Linked DNA regions of Mus musculus: region 1 is linked to region 2. The links are chromatin loops, found by intact Hi-C in ENCODE. Cell type or tissue: heart. All regions are shown on one strand. Each heading gives the region's core, and the rest is flanking DNA. Links, peaks and the distances in the headings are about the cores only. Region 1 holds the start of Atf7ip (activating transcription factor 7 interacting protein). Region 2 holds the start of Gm36897 (predicted gene, 36897).

Region 1 (7,931 bases), core at 1,912-5,911, 51 kb before region 2:
CGGGAGACCCTTACTTGCTCCATTAAGTATGCCAGTTGGCACACCTGTTGCTGACAAGCAGAGAGGAGGAGCATTAGCAAACTGAACACACACACCTCAAACACTTCAGTTCACAGGAAAGAAATCGACTTCCCTAATTAAAGTTAGTGACTCCCCTTAACTGGTGGCAGTGTGAGAAATGCCCCTGGAAAAACAAAAACAAAGCAAACAAAATTAAAAACCTCTACACTGTTCTATTTTGCAAATTAATTGTTCTGGCAAAACCCTTAGAAACGCTTTTTTTTTTTTTGCATTTATTTATTTTTATTTTTTTCCAAGCCAGGTTTCTGTGTTGTGTGCCACTGCTGCTCCACATAGAAACACCAATTTTGAACAGCTATTTTTATGGATTATGATTGTGTTCACCATGTGTTTACCATAACAAAATTTCTACTAGGCAAATAAGCAACAAGCTAGCTTGACAATGCCAGTAACCAGCACTCAGGCTACTGAGGCAAAAACAGCCTAGGGCTAGGCCAGCCTGAGCTACATCTGAGAAGCTGGGGTGAGGAGGGGAGAACAAAGAGAAACAGAGCCACACACAGTCTGAGCAGGAGGCTTACAAAGTCAGAGTGCACTCATCCTGTACAAATAACCTTCAGATATTTAAAAACAAACATACTGGAGCCAGGCACTTAATCCCAGAAGAACCATATCCATCTGCTTCAGTGCAAGTTCTAGTATGGCCTGGGCTACATAGGGATACATTGTCTCAATAAAGGAATAAAGACATTGATTGATTTGAAAATATCTGATAATTAAGATTTTGATAATACATTATTATGCAGTTATTTAAAAAACATTTTAGAACACTAAAATGGGGAGCTAGTCAGACTAAGTTACAAGAGCATGCAGTGTGCTGGGGAATGCAGCTGGGCATGGTAGTGTGTGCTTAGCATGAGAGTGTGTGCTTAACATGACAGTGTGTGCTTAGCATGCCTGAGGCCCTGAGTTTGACCCACAGCACACACAACCAAAAAGGAAAATTGCAGGAAATTAATTAAAAATGAAATCAGGCAGTAATGGTACATGACTTTCATCCCAGCACTTGGGAGGCAGAGCAAAGGCAGGCAGGTCAAGGTCAGCCTGGTCTACAGAGTGAGTGCCAGGACAGCCAGGGTTGAGAAACCTTGTCTTGGAAAACATACACATGTAAGTGTGTGTGTGTGTGTGTGTGTGTGTGTGTGTGTGTGTGTGTGTGTACGTATTTATATGTATATATAGTGATAAATATTTATAGACTGATCTACCACAGCAAAAGTGAAGTTACAAACATCACCACAGTAGTTAAGGGCGATTAACACAATACTAAATCTTCATACTGTGGACGTGAAAATATTCCAACAGAGTACAAAATCAAGTAATTTTTAAAAAATAAAATTTTAATTTTATGACTTAAATCATTCCAGCCTGATTCTTTCTAAACTACATATCAGTGATTGTTCATACTTTGAGTAACATGTCTGTCTGTCTGTGTGTGTGTGTGTGTGTGTGTACATACATGCACAATGCTTCATTTAATTATAACCAAACTAAAATTTCAAACTTTTAGTACTTGTTTCTAAAATACTAAAGAATCAACCACTGACATTCAGACAATTCATTAATTTTAGTAAACTTAAAATTACATTTACCTTCTAAGAAATACAGCAAAACTGTCCCATCAATATTGAAATTGCATGTTATGTAATTTTCTAGTGCCTCTTATGATGCTCAATATTAACGCATGACACAATTACCCATGCATTCAAACAAAAATGTTAAGCTTAAATACATAAACTCAAATACTAGGAGTACAAAATGGGGTGAGGGGAAACCACCTCAGAAGCATCAAAGTCTCAAAAAGGCAGAACTGCCTTCATTCCTGGTACAAGACAGCAGAGGCTCAAGATTCCCATTACATCAACTTTAGACCTGCTAGCTACAGGAGGAGAAGACTTCCTTCCCCGTCCTTCCATTCCAGGGCATATGTCACAGCATTTAAAAAAAAAAAAAAAAAAAAAAAAAAAAAAAAAAAAACAGCCCAAAATGTTCCTTTCAATTATATCCTATTATTTCTAAGAGTATTTGTTTCGGGTAATAGAGATAGCCCAAACCAATCGACATTATAACAGCACTTAATTTGACAACAGACTGATTTAAACTTGGGTTACATAAGCAACCAAAAAAGCAACTATACATATGAATGACAGATGTTTATGAAAACACAAGTTTTTAGACTAGTAAGAAACAACGGGTAGAATAAGAAAATTATATTAAATTATACGTATACTGACCCAATGTGCTACATACAACTGACCTAATTGTGCTACATACAACTGAAATTTAGTGGCATCACAACTTTAATCAGTAGCACACCCATAGTTATTTTAAGAAACTAAAACCAGGACATATACACCTAAAACATATTTAAAGTGTACATTATACACATATACTACAGTGCACATATTTTTTTCAAAAACTCAAAATGTTTAATTGATTCCCTTAAATAAGGACCTCAATAGAACTTGTAATATTTGTAAAATTCTTCATCAAAAAATGATATAATAGCTTATACGTCATCCCAAAATAATGAGAAATCGTGTTCACTAATTTTCTTTAACATTTCTCTAACTGAAGAAACAGTAAAACTAAAAACATGAAAGACTCAAGTGTTTGGATTAAAACTTCATTGACTTTGGATGAAATGTTCCTTTTTAAAAAAAAAAATAATAAAGATGTAATACCTGAGAAAATTGAGATTTCAACTTAACTTGTACATCCTTTTCTTGTCCTCTCAAACAAATCAAAAATAAAAGTTTCTATTTTGTAAACATTGCACATCCAAAAGCGAACCGGTAAAAACAGGGTTAAAAATGTATTTACAAAAGTGCAGCTGAAGTAAATGCACTTCCCCCGAGAGCACCACTAGGTGCCGATCTTATCTCCCTAAATGGAACGCGAATCCAGAAATACCTAACTAAACGCGAAATTATAATCGAGAACCACAAGAGGCAATTTGTACCAAAATATCAAGTCTGCACCGGTGAAACCGTGAGAGAAATAAAGGATTTTAAGGTGCGGGTAGGTGTAAGACACGAGAGAAACGTTTTCCTCGGAAAATGTGAAAAGAAGAAGCACGAGACGAAACCCCCTCGAGAATGAGAAAATTAAATCTAGAACCCAAATGGCGTCCAACAAGAACATTAGCTCTTGAAAATGAATATTGCGCCTGCGCAGCCACCGCCCGGCCAGCTGCTCAACTGCAGCTAGAGCCCGACCCCACGCGATCACGTGCTCCCATGCAGCGCCCGCCCGCAGCTTCGCAACCGCGCAGGCGCACACTCAACTCCCGCAGCCGCCATAATGCGGTCTTGACTCTTCCGAAATACAATAGTCATTTCTCCGACAGTGGTTAGAACAGCCCCTGGCACTCGCGTATACCTTCGGGGGCGGGAGGTGAGAGCCTGGGACCCGAGTTCCTTCCTACGCAGCCGTCCCGTGCAGCCGTCCCGGACGCTGCCGTCTCAGCCGTGCGCTCCACTCGCCGCCACCGCAGATTCAAAAACAAACCCGCTTCTCCCCAGCACGCGCCGGGGCCGTTATGCAAATAGATGGGGGCGGAGCTTCGTGGGCACACTATGTACTCCACCCACTGAGCGATCGGCCAATGAACGTGCGCGATGCCTATTCTCCATGCAAATCTCCTGGTTTTTTATTTGAATGAGGGATTTTTGGCCACGCCTCCTGCCTTGAAATTGTAGCCCGTCTGCGGTGGTGGCGCTGCCGTCTTTTCGATCGCATCCGGAGGTGATTTTTTTTTTTTCCGGTTGGCTCTTTTCTTTTTTATCCTGGAGGTGATTGGGGTTTTTTTTGTTTTTTTTTTAATTTTTTTATTTTTTTTTTTGCATGGAGATTCCTCAGTGGCCACCCCTCCATGAGACTTGAGAAAAAAAAAAGTAGGTGTTTAAAAAGCGAAAAGATTTTTCCATAAGTCTAGAGAACCTAGAGTACGGTAATTTATTCGAAAAAAAAATTTTTTTTAATTTTTATCTTTTTGTTTTGTTTTGTTGATGAAGATTCGTGCAGTTTAACTCAGTCTAGCCATTGAACTTGCCACGTAGCCCACACTGGTCTGGAATTTGAAATCTATCGGCCTCAAACTCTGTCAAAGTGTTACAGGTATCACTTAAAGTTCACTAAGTTAATTGTGTTAATCATCAAGATGTGGAGATGAACATCTTTTGGGGGGATATCCTGTAAGAGAGCAAGCAGTACCAATCATGCCTTCACACCTCATAAATTCACGTGTCGCTTAAATAGAGACAGTAATCACTGTTCCGACAAATTGAGAGAAGCTAGAATGAAGAAAAGATTCTAAATATGTTTTGTAAATCAGTAAGAGCCAGAAAAATAATATTAGGTGGAATCCCTTAAACTTAATTTTCTCCCTTTAAGTATTTGTTCAATAGTAACTTAACCAATCAAAAAGTTAAGTAGCTGTCAGTGCTGAGGAAATCTACACTCCCATGGGCAGCTGTGGCTCAATTCCCAGAAGCACTCAGGGAGATGAGGCAGGTCTTGAGAGAACAAGGACAACCTGGGGCCACATGCTCCCAGATCATCTAGAGCTTGAGACTCTCTCTCCAAAGAAGCTCACAGCTTTCATTATTGTCCTGTACTTGACAATTCAACTAGGACATTAAACAGGCAAACCCAAGGAAATTGAAATTCAAGAAACAACTTCTGGGGTCATAAAATGTGATACAGTGTCCAGGCAAATCTAAGACTTGAAGGCCAGCCTGGTTTACAGATCTAGTTTCAGGATACCCAGGGCTATATAGAGAAACCCTGTTTCCAAAAAAGGGAAAAGGAAAAAGGTAAGTGTTTTTAATAGATGTATTTAAGATTCTAGATTGATTTTGAGTTGAAAGAGAGAATATCTAGAATAGACTTGACTTAATCTAACAAGAGGCCTTGAAAGGGGAAACACCCAGCTGAGTGTGGTGCCACCCACACTTGGGTGGCAGCAGTAAGTAAGCCTGTCTCTGTGAGGTTAAGCCAGCCTGGTCTACAGAGTGAGTTCTAAGACATCCTTGACTACACAGAGAAACCTTGACTCAAAAAAAATAAATAAATAAATAAAAGAAGGAAGGAAGGAAACAGAAGAGAAAGGAAAAGAAAGGTGGAAGAGGAAAGGAAGGAAAGAAAGAAGAAAAGGAAGAAAACATCAGCTCCATGTTCCTGCTCCAGCCCCAGAATTCCTGTGACAGACCTGGGCATGTTGATTAGAGGCAGATTGGTAGGACATTGTACTAAAGCCATGGAGTGTGGAGAACTCAGGGACCTGTTACGTAGAAACTAGAGAGACAAGAATGTTGAGAGCAGTGCAGACGACAGTGGCCCAGCTTGTGACGTTTCAGAGGGAAGCAAAGACTCTACCAGGCCATTTGTGTGAAGAATCTGTGGTTTAAAATGAGCTCGAGCTGAAGAACCAGCTGTGATAAACAAGAGACCAGAACTTTGTTCTTCCGGGACAGTGGCCGATGGACTGCCCCCACATCATTGAGGTGAAATCTTGTGGGAAGTGTTTCCTCAGGACCAACACACAAGAGATGTATGTCAGAGCTGGGCAAGGTTGTGCTGCCTCATGCTGTCACCCAGGTGAGCCTCCATGTCAGTCTTGGCGAATCAAACCTAAGTTCTCCAGAAGAGCAGCCAGTTCTGAACAACCAGGACAATGAGTGAACCATCTTTCCACCCACATGTGCCTACTCCTGCCTAGTGATGGATCATCTGAGACCATATCATGTGCACTAGCCTACCCTCTAGAACATCAAAATTCATGGTTTCCACAAGATCAGATGCCACTGGTAGAGCCCAAGCAGGTGCAAGCATCCCTGGCCCTGTAGATGCAGGCCAGCTGCAGGGGTGAAGGTCCCTCTAAGGCTGACTTTTGTGGGCCTCAGTGGTTCTCTGAGTGCAGGAGTGCCAGTGATGGTCCAGATGAGTGCAAAGAGAGGGAGGAAAACAAAACAACCTTATCAAAAACTCAACAGCCTCAGCACCTTGAACTGCTTGCATCTGAACATAAAGAGCATACGCAAGGGTCTACAGAAGTCAAAAGACAAGTCCCCTGGTCTGAATATAGATTTCTGGTCTGCAGGAAGCCCCCGGGGCTCTTCGTTCTTCCTCTGGGCTTCTGCAGGACAGTGGGCTACAGGGCCAGCCTTGGCTGTTTTCTGGTTGTTTGTATAAAGAGGAAGTGAACAACCAAAAAGACATTTGTAGGGGATTTGTAAATTTCCATGGGTTTTTCTCTTTGTGTGTGTGGAGGAGTGATATTTAAAGATTTAAATAATAAATGTATGTGCTGAGCCCAGAGCATGTACAAAGCCTTTAAGACTGAATAAAAGGGACTTATTTTTTTAAGTTTTTAAATTGTTTTGTTATGACCAATTTTGTGAAGGCTTCCCCTACACTTTCTTATTTCTGGTTTTAGTTTCAAGGCTTGTGTTTGTTTATGTCCTTAATCCATTTCAAGGTATTTTTCTTTAATTTTCTACCACTGAGCCACATGCCCAGCCCTTTCTTACTTTTTTATTATTTTTGTCAATTGGATCTTTGTTTTTTCTTTTTTAATTTTTGCAACAAATCCTACAATGTTCTACAGGCTGCCTTAAAGTCAGTGAGGCCCAGGCAAGCCTTGAACTTGAAATCCTCAGCCTTCCAGATCTCTGGGATTGCAAACGTGGACCAGCAGTCCTGATGAGTTGAAATTTTTATACATAGAGTCAGGAGTCTGAACTGTATCATTCTGCATGTAGATCCCAGTTTTCTATGGCTTGTGATAGAAAACAAAACAAACAAAAAATATTTTTGCCACTTTACCAAGTGAGCCGCCATTTTATTACTGACAATGTCACTGTTCTTTCACATTTAGGAAGATCAGAGAACTAAATTTAAAGTCTCATCAGGACCCTGGACCCACTTCTGGAACCAATGATGGTATCCACTAAGGATTTGGTAAGATGATTGGACACTCTCATGAGTTCTGGGGTTAAGTTTACTTAAGCCCCCTATACCTACCTGCCTCTGGAACTGATGAAACGTAATCCACTCCAGTTAGCTAGACTAAAAGGGAAAGAGTCACCAGCTAATTACGCAGAAACATGAGGTCCAGTCCTCGCTTAAGTGGAATGGCAAAAGGGGTGTATTGCTTCTGTTGTCTCTCCTCCTTGTGAATAGTCACACTTCTGTTGGTTGCTTGCTCGTGGTTATGGTTACTCAAACAGATTTGGCAGCTAAGAGAGCTAAAGGTGAAATGAAGGAGACAGCATGACCCAGAAAGTGCCAATCTCCCTGTTACCACATCTGAGAAAGAGAACTGCTAGGGCTTTGCTTCTGCCTCCCTGGTTTCATCAGATCCTCTTCTGGACACTCTAGCACTGAAAACTATAGGAAGCCAAAATATGAATTCGTAACTCTAGATTAAATAAGTTGAACAAGATCTAACCACAAGTACTTACACCTGACTTGATTTCACTGCCCAGACATCGGGCCTTAACTCATGAAAAGGGCCAATCAATCATGATCATACTGCCTCATTCTTTAAAGATAGTCACAGCCCTTCACTTTGCTCTTCTCCGAATCCCCAAGAGATGCTCTGTTTCAGGTTACTGTGTGTGTGCCTGGAGAAATCAGCAGCAGAAACTCACTGTGCTTGCAAGGACTTCATAGTGGCTGTGGTGGTTGGGATGAGCATGACCGCTCCCCCACCCCCCCAGGCTCATGTTTGAATATTGGTCCCCACTTGGTGGAACTATTTAGGAAGGACTGGGAGGTATAGCCTTGTTGGAAGATGTGTATCATACGGGCTGGATTTTGAGGCTTTAACACCCTCCAGCCATCAT
Region 2 (7,931 bases), core at 1,403-5,402:
AGTCCAGGGCCAGTCTCCAAGTGCCACCGTGTCCGGGCCGTGGACAGGACCTCTCTTCACTGTGTCTGGAGAGCCCTGTCACAAAACAGGCAAACCTGAAAGGCCTCTGGGTTTTAAAGGTTCGCTTTAGCTATCAAGCTCCTTCACGCTGTAGATCTTGCATCTGTAAAATGGGGATAAAGGAAAATTACAATAAATACGATATAAATGAAAGAGGTAGCGGAAAGGAAGGAATTTGCTGTGCTTTGTGGATGTTGTCACAAGCGCAACACAAAGACAGGGCCCAGGCAACAAATGGCAGGCTTTGTTCTGGCTTAGGGTGGAGAGCCACACTAGAATGAAGTCCTTTGTGCCTCCAGTCTGCTCTGGGGATTATATAGGGGGAGGCTCCGGGAGCTGTTTCCCTGGCTGGAGACATTGTTCTGGAAACAGGCTGGGTTGCCATGGCTACAGCTCCCCGGGCCAGGCCCTGCCCATTTCCAGGCAGCCAGGCTGTTAGCCTGTCTGGTGCCTGCTGTTACCAGGTCACTCCCGGTTTCCAGGCCTCCCCACACCCAGCACTGCACGGGAATGCTGGGAAGTTCAAGTTTCCCAGATGGCCTTTGAGTCCGAAAATAAAGCCCTGCGCTTGCCAGGCCCGAGATTTTCTTGGAACAAAAGTCAGTAGATTGAAAGCTTGCTGAAGGCAGGGACCATCTTCTCATCAGCGTCACCAGGACCGTGTCTTCCACCCAGAGTAGGTTGTCACACAGTAGGCGCTTTAGAAATGCTGGCAAGCATTTGACACCATGATGGCGGCATAGAGTCAGGTTAAAAGAACGGATTTTGGAGCCAATATCTTTCTCTGACAGGTTTTATAGATCAGTAACACTACCTGATCCTTTCGAACTTTATTTTTCTCATCTCTAAAATGGGAACAGCAATGCCGTTCGCTCTCAGGGATGTACAGTGGCTAGGCTCATGTAAGATATGAAATGCATGGTACTGTGTGGGGCTTCTAATGATTTCTCCTGCTAATCTCTTTTGTGGGTTACTACATCGTCACATAAAAGTGCTGCTCTCCGTAAAGTCAGCCACCTCTTTGCCAAGCAACAACCATACAAACAAATAGGGTCCATACCGGCGCACTTGATACTGCCATTTCTATGTAAGGACTTAGTCAATACTTGTGCAATAAGCAACAGATAGAGAATGCCTGCCAGTAACAAGCGTCCCCTGCTTCAAAGGTCACACATAAATAATGCAAAGTAGGCTGGGTTCCAACCGTCTCTCCAGATGTCTAAGAGTAACAGAAGGAATGGCATGTCGACATTTCAGCCCTGGGTCTCCCAGTCTTCTCCCTCAACGTCTCAACACCCACAGACACACCAAAGGAACTCCCCTCCCCCATTCCCAGAGCAGACTGGCTTCTAAGACTCCAGGTGCTCCCTTGCTGACCCTGAAAGATTCCAACCATTTGGGGACATTCAAGAGGAGAGGTTCCACACTCCTCCTCCTCCTTTCCAAACGAGACTGACCTGGGCTTTGTCTAGGTTCTAGAACTCCTCAAAGTCCTGGGAGATTTTTAAGGTGGAGGGGTGGTAGCTGTCTGGGAATCCTCTGACCCCTGTGTGGCCTTAGGAAGTGCACACTGGACGACATCCGGTTCAACTGGGTGGCAGCTGCTCCTGGAGTCGCTCACCCTGGGGGCTGCTGGACAACCAGCTGGGGGAGGGGAGCCGGTCAAAGACTTAACCATCATTCCAGTGTCGTCTGAGATTGCTGTTGCTTTGAGTTGAGGTGTGTACAGCATGTGTGTATTTGGGGACACAGAAGGAGAGCACTTTGGCCCAACTGGGCACATGCATTGTCAACGCCTGGGGCAGAAGATGTTGTCATCCAATTGTTAGCCGGGTGTACCATAGGCATGGGGGGGTTGTGTGTTTTGTGCTTTGCAAAGATATGCAAACATAGGTGTTGGAAAATGGTGTGAACTGCATGCAGGGTGTGAAGTGCTCCTCTCAGTGTTTCAGACCCTCCTACCTCCCTCCCCGCCCCCACTCTCCAGCACAGGCAATAAACCAGGCCGCAAAGTCCTCCCCTCCCCCCAAGGCCTTGGCCAGCTCTCTGAAAACTGATATCCTGGGGCCCTTTTTCCCTCACCAGCTACAGTCAGAAGCAGCAGGAGGGAAAATGTGGACCGGATCTCAACAGAGAGTCCCGACTCTGAACTTTCTCTGCGATGATATGCAACCGATCCGGCACCAGGCCTGGTATTTCATCTGACTTTGCCACCCCAGGAACTGGGTTTAGGTTCCAGCAAGTCCCCGTCCAGTTCAGGTCTGTCTGTAAAATCCATGCTAGATTTTCCATTTCACCCTAGTGAAGTCTCAGCCTGTGGCTGTTGTTCTCAATCCAGCTCAGAAACTGGCTCAAACCGCCCTGAACTGGATTTGGTGGCTGTTGAGACACAGTTTCTGCCTCTTTGTTAGGGCGGAACCGCCCCATTCTCTACACCTCCCGCCCTCCCTCAATCCAGTGTCCTACAACAATCTCCCACCCACCCCACCCCCATTCCCTTTTTCTTAAAAAACAAAACAAACAACCCCCCCAAAACAAAACAAAACAAAAAAACTATGAAGTAGATTAAATTAAATTCTTTTTTTTTTAATGGATCTAGGTTGTAAGCCTTTTGGCTTTATGATATTAGTTATTTCTGAGTTGTTATCTTATCAGTTAACATGGTGCGCTTCAAATGATGCTCAGACAGGCCCAGAAACAACTACATTTCTCATCACTGACTTAAGGTTTTGGGTAGAGTTCATTGCTCATTTCCATTTCATTAACTGTAAGGTAAAAGAATTTGATAATTTTTATTACCATTCAGAGCTGGGGAACAGTATCTGTGCTCACTGCCTTCCGCAACTGTAGACGTGCCAGAGGAAGAACTGAAGGACGCAGATGGGTTTGTTTTTCCAGTTGTAACTTTACCCCTGGATCAGATGGTGTGAACTGTAAGATACAGGAGGCTGACTGGGGGTTGCCGGGTGAGGGAAGAGCAGGATTCTTCCCAGAATGTGGGTAGGGGCAAAGTGGGGATGTGACAGATTCAGGTCAAAACACTGCTGAGAGATTTGTGAATTTTAGCTATATCACACGCAGGCGTTTCTTATGTCTGGGATTAGACAGGCATGTAGCATGATGCTGAAGTGAAATTCCCCCAGGTTTGTCCACTTGAAAATGCCCAGTAGTCGTATGTTTATGCTATTATCTCAATAAAAAGATCGTCTCGATTTCTCTCATTCTTTTTTCTTTGACAAGAATTTCTTATTTCGAGTTTTTTTGAGAACTCCGGAAGAGACACTAGAAAAAGCAACCATGATCTGGGTGTGGCTCCATGTTGTGTCTGACGGCTCCCTCGTCGCCCTCTGCTGGCCAGTTCAGGTAGTGTGTGAAGCTGTCAGAAAGCTGCTGAGCAGTTTCTTGTCCAAACCCAAAATGCCTGGCCGCCTAGCTGAGGATGCTTCATTCTGCCTGTTTCATATGCATCTCTTCTTATTCCTATGCATGGCATTTGAAATGCTTCTATAATAGTTCATGGGATTAACTATAAATTAATTAGTTAAAGTTTAGCCCTAAATCCGGAGTCAAGGGCTGGGAACAGCCTTTTTTCTCCTGTGTTAAGAACCAGAGTCGCGAAGGTGGTGAGTGGCAGCAACCCTCAGGAGGTGGGTGTGTTGATCAGGAGTTCAAGGTTATGTAAGCAGTTTGAGGCCGGTCTGAGGTACATGAAACCCTGCATTTTGCAAAACAAAACCCAAAGTTGTTTATTTAAGTAATTTCAGTGGAGCATAAAGTTCTGGGAAAAGGCCAATTGTAGCAGGCAACCTAGAGAAGCTATTTATTTATAAGAAAGGGAAGGTTGACACTTGCTCCCTTCCTGCTCCCTTCCTCTCTCTCTGCCGGATAGAGTCTGCTGTAGGTACCTTTGGTTTCCCGGAATCCTGAAAATGGGTATGAGATAAATGTGAATGCATCCATTGAATTTGGTCCTCTGAGATTCAGGAGTGCTAAGTAATTATTGTAGGAAGGCACAAAATATCTATATAGAACTTTCCAGAATGTGAAACCTTAGAGGGGATTCTAGAAAGGTAGAAATTAAGGTATGGCCTCTGGCCTTCTGATGGTCCAGTGGGCTCTTTAGGCCACCCTCATTATCTGCTCTATAAGCTGGCGATCCACAGGCGCCCTGGCATCTCATCCTCTCTGGTTTCAGGCCTTTCCTCCCTGGGCCTGGCGGAACACTTGGCCTCCTTCCTCCTCCCAGTCTACTTGGTTACAGTACACTGCAGTGGTGTGCACGCGTGCGCCCTCACATGGTGTGCTTGTTCTATAGGTTCCCTGTCTCCTCCTTTAAGCTTTATATTCCCCTTAAGCCATGTCCTTCTGATCAAAATTGAACAACTGGCTTGTGACACCGTACCTGCTAAAAAGCAAGGAATAAATATGTGTTGAACAGATGGATCAAATTCAAATACATTCTCTTGGCCCAGGCCTATCACTTCCTGGAGTCTTCTTTTCCTATCACGTGGCTTTTTGGACACTTGACCTTCTATGCCTTTTCTGTCCTGGGCTCTGGGGTGTCTTTCCTGGGGTGAGAGCTTTCAGCTGACTCCTCGCAGTTGAGCTCCTGACGTCCTGATAAACAAGCCTGTAGCCCCGGCAGTCTGTGTTTTCTCCTCAGTGGTACTTGATTCATCCTGAGGTGGAACTGGATTCCAGGGGTGTTGTCTGAGCATGAGATTGCTTGCCTGCGTGGTGCTCCCACCCCCACCTCCAACAATACTTCCTTTGTTCCGGGGGAGAAACGCCTTACCATTCCATCTTCTAAAAGAACTCCCTCTGCTGGCCACAGGCGGCCTTGGCTGTGCTACATTTAAAAGCCCCAGAACTTCAAGTGGCAGTTTGCATGGTCCTGAGCCTGTGTCCCAGGTGTCACTTCTTCTCTGGTTGTCAGCCACGCCCAGGAGTAATTTATTGAAGCTATAATTTCTTTCTCTCTCCTCTTCTATTTTTATTTCTTCCTGTTTGAGGCATGCTCTTTAGCCCAGATTGGCCTCCTGCCTCCGACTTCTGAGTCCTAGACTTATATTCATGGGCCGCCATCCCCAGATTATTTGGTGTTGAGGATTGACTTCTGGGCTTTGTGGATGCTATGTAAATACCCTACCAACCGAGTTACAGCCCCACCCTGGCTTTCTTGGATTCATTCTATAGTTCTAAAAGCTCTAGAGAAGACTTTGGAGATGTGTCTCTGTTCTGTATTCTCTGAGCTGCTGTTTGAATTTAAGATTTTTAAGTGTGTGTGCGTGCGCACGCACACGTGCGAGTAGATGCCAGAGGAGGGTTCCAGGGCATCTTTTTCCTTTTCAGTCCTATTCCTTTGAGGCGGGGTCTCTCTCCGAACCAGGCAGGACCTTTTGTTATCTCAGCTAGGCTGGGAAGTGAACAAATCCCAGCAATCCTCCTGTCTCCACCCTCTCAATGGTGCAGCTTCAGATTTGGGCAGGTTCTCTGCTGGTTTGTTAGATGGGTGATGGGATTTGAAATCTGGTCCTCAAGGTTTTGAATGTGCTCTTATCAGCCGAGCCATCTCTCCGGCCCTGGTTGTTTGTATTTTGACTCAGGGTGTTGCTATGCGATCACGGTTGCCTGGTACTAGCCTGGTAATTGGGTAACCCACAGTGGCCTCAAACTCGTGATCTTTCGAGGACTGAGATTACAGGCATGAGTGAACACTCCCGGCTCACCAAGTGGCTTTGCTTAACGAATGGTTGTATAACTGAATTTTCTCAACTGCCTGTAACTTGTGGCTTTCACTTCATTTTAATAATAAATTCAATTTTGAGACATGGATTACTCTATAGACTAGGCTGGTCTGATGCTCTTTGTGTTGAACTCTAAGCAATCCTCCAGCTTCAGTTTTTGGAATGTTGACATTGCAGGCTGGTAGTTCTGTACCCTTAGGAGATGATAAAGGCTGGAGGTGAAGCCTAATTAGAGAAGTAACTGCTGAGCCTGGTCTCAGGGGCTGTCAGCCCTCTTTCTCTTAGACAGGGTCTCTCTCTCTGTGACCCTGGCTGTCCTGAGACTCTCTAAGTAGACCAGACTGGCCTTGAATTCACAGCGATCTGCCTCTATCTCTCAAATGCTGGAATTAAAGATGCGCCCCTGAAAACCTGTCCTCTTGTGACCCTTGCTGCTGCAATGGTCAACAAAAACTAAGAAATTTCCTTCTCCCCCATCCTCCCTTAGAGACCTTTGACTCAGCACAAACAGCTGACCACGGACTGAACCCCAGACTAAATAAAGCCTGCAGCACACAGAGCCAAGTTAAATTTCTATTCCTCCTGTGGATGGCTTGCTTGGCATTTGTCACACAGACCAAAGCCACCTCATCCAGCTCTGCTCAGCGGTGTGTGTGAAAGCAACCACTGCATGCAGAAGCAAGTTTCAGCCTCACGGCTGCTTGTACAGGCAAAGCAGCGGCCTGACAACTGGAGACTCAGAAAGGTTAGGTAATTTGCCTAATGTCACACAGCTGTAGATGGCAGGACATTGACAAAAGCAGGATGTTGTTTGAGTCGCTGTTAAGCTGGCGCGTGCTCCGTGCTCTCAGATGGCATTCTTTTGCTTTCCTCCCTTGCTTTCCTCAGGAAACCTTAATATAAAACCGTGGAAACTGGGCGCCAGCCCAGCCCCCAGCTTCTTCAGAAGAGGAAATGCAAGTCCACGGGCGAGGAACCAGGCCTGGGTTAGTGGCATCTGCCTGTAGCGCCGGTGATCGGGAGGCAGAGGCAGCAGGACCACTGGGAGTTCCGGGCTAGCCTTAGCTATACCGTTTTTTTTTTTGTTTGTTTGTTTGTTTGACATTTTGCACCACGCATCAGAGCCTTACCTGGAATGAGCTTCTTTCTCCACTCTGCACAGTGAAGAAGGAACCCGAGGGGATGGATGTCCTGCCAGAGTGACAAGAGGCTGCAATGTGGCCCCGCGGTTCTCTCCGTCTTCTTCCTGGTGGCTGTGGAGGTGGTCCTGTTTCTTCTTTCTCCGCTGCAACTGTTGTTTCATGTAGCCCAGGCTGGCCTAAAGCGCCCTTGCTAGTGAGGGATAATCTTGAATCTGATCCCTCCCCCACCTTCCAGAGCACAGGATTATAGACACAGACCGCGCGCGTGCCTGCATTGTTTGTCTCTTTGGTTTGTTTAAATGGAGCTGGGGATTTACCCTAGGGTTTCCTGTGGCCCAGGCAAGTGATTCACAGGAGCACAGCCCTCCTCCTCCCCCTTCCTGTTCCATCTTGCCACCTAACCTCTTTGCTTCTGAGACTGTTGGACTAGCACTGTTTTGAGTGTCATCCTAGCAAAAATTCAACCCTGCCCAGAGGAGGAGGCTGAGCTAAGGCTCTCGACAGATACCTGGTCTTTGCCCTGAAGAAAACGTAAAAGCCCGAAATTATGCCTTTATTATACTGTGAGCTCAGTATATTCCCCTGTGTAATCTTATTTAAGTGACTTTTAATTGAACTATTACTATTATGTTTTCTAGCATAATCTTATTGATCCCAGACTAGCCTTGAACTGTTTGTTTTGTGGCCAAGGTGACCCGAGCCCCGTAATTCTACTATGTCCACCTCCTGAGTGTGTGTCACCTCCCAGGTATATAAACTGATGGCATAGCCACTCTGAGGGATGATTAAAGGGAAGGGGTTTTTTGTTGTTATTGTTTTTTGTTTTGTTTTTTGTTTTTTTTTGTTTTTTCAAGACAGGGTTTCTCTGTATAGCCCTGGCTGTCTTGGAGCTCACTTTGTAGACCAGGCTGGCCTCGAACTCAGAAATCCGCCTGCCTCTGCCTCCCGAGTGCTGGGATTAAAGGTGTTGTTATTGTTTTAG

Evidence for each region. A loop is a pair of places that touch in the nucleus more often than their neighbours do. Peaks named below come from ENCODE experiments on the same cell type or tissue, not always from the same donor. Only the 100,000 strongest peaks of a DNase experiment are listed, where the experiment ranks them.
Region 1: it touches region 2 in a loop (4-fold over the local background); 27 of 42 quality-filtered maps call a loop at or near these places.

What each region holds. Positions count from the first base shown.
Region 1 is chr6:136,514,495-136,522,425 of GRCm38, reverse strand. It overlaps Atf7ip (activating transcription factor 7 interacting protein), which reads right to left and starts at 3,575. Exons shown (of 15, transcript NM_019426.2): 1 at 3,463-3,575. Gm44140 (a long non-coding RNA gene) reads left to right here and starts at 3,673. Exons shown (of 4, transcript XR_001785394.2): 1 at 3,673-3,828; 2 at 3,934-3,977; 3 at 6,962-7,044. In heart, for the core only: CTCF peaks have their summits at 3,031, 3,230 and 3,795; DNase peaks (open chromatin) are centred at 3,345 and 3,655; H3K4me3 peaks cover 1,933 bases; H3K27ac peaks cover 956 bases.
Region 2 is chr6:136,462,990-136,470,920 of GRCm38, reverse strand. It overlaps Gm36897 (predicted gene, 36897), which reads right to left and starts at 7,246. Exons shown (of 2, transcript NR_168025.1): 1 at 6,938-7,246; 2 at 1-163. In heart, for the core only: CTCF peaks have their summits at 3,425 (motif pointing left), 4,677 and 4,891 (motif pointing left); DNase peaks (open chromatin) are centred at 2,270, 3,420, 4,292 and 4,730; H3K4me3 peaks cover 464 bases; H3K27ac peaks cover 4,000 bases.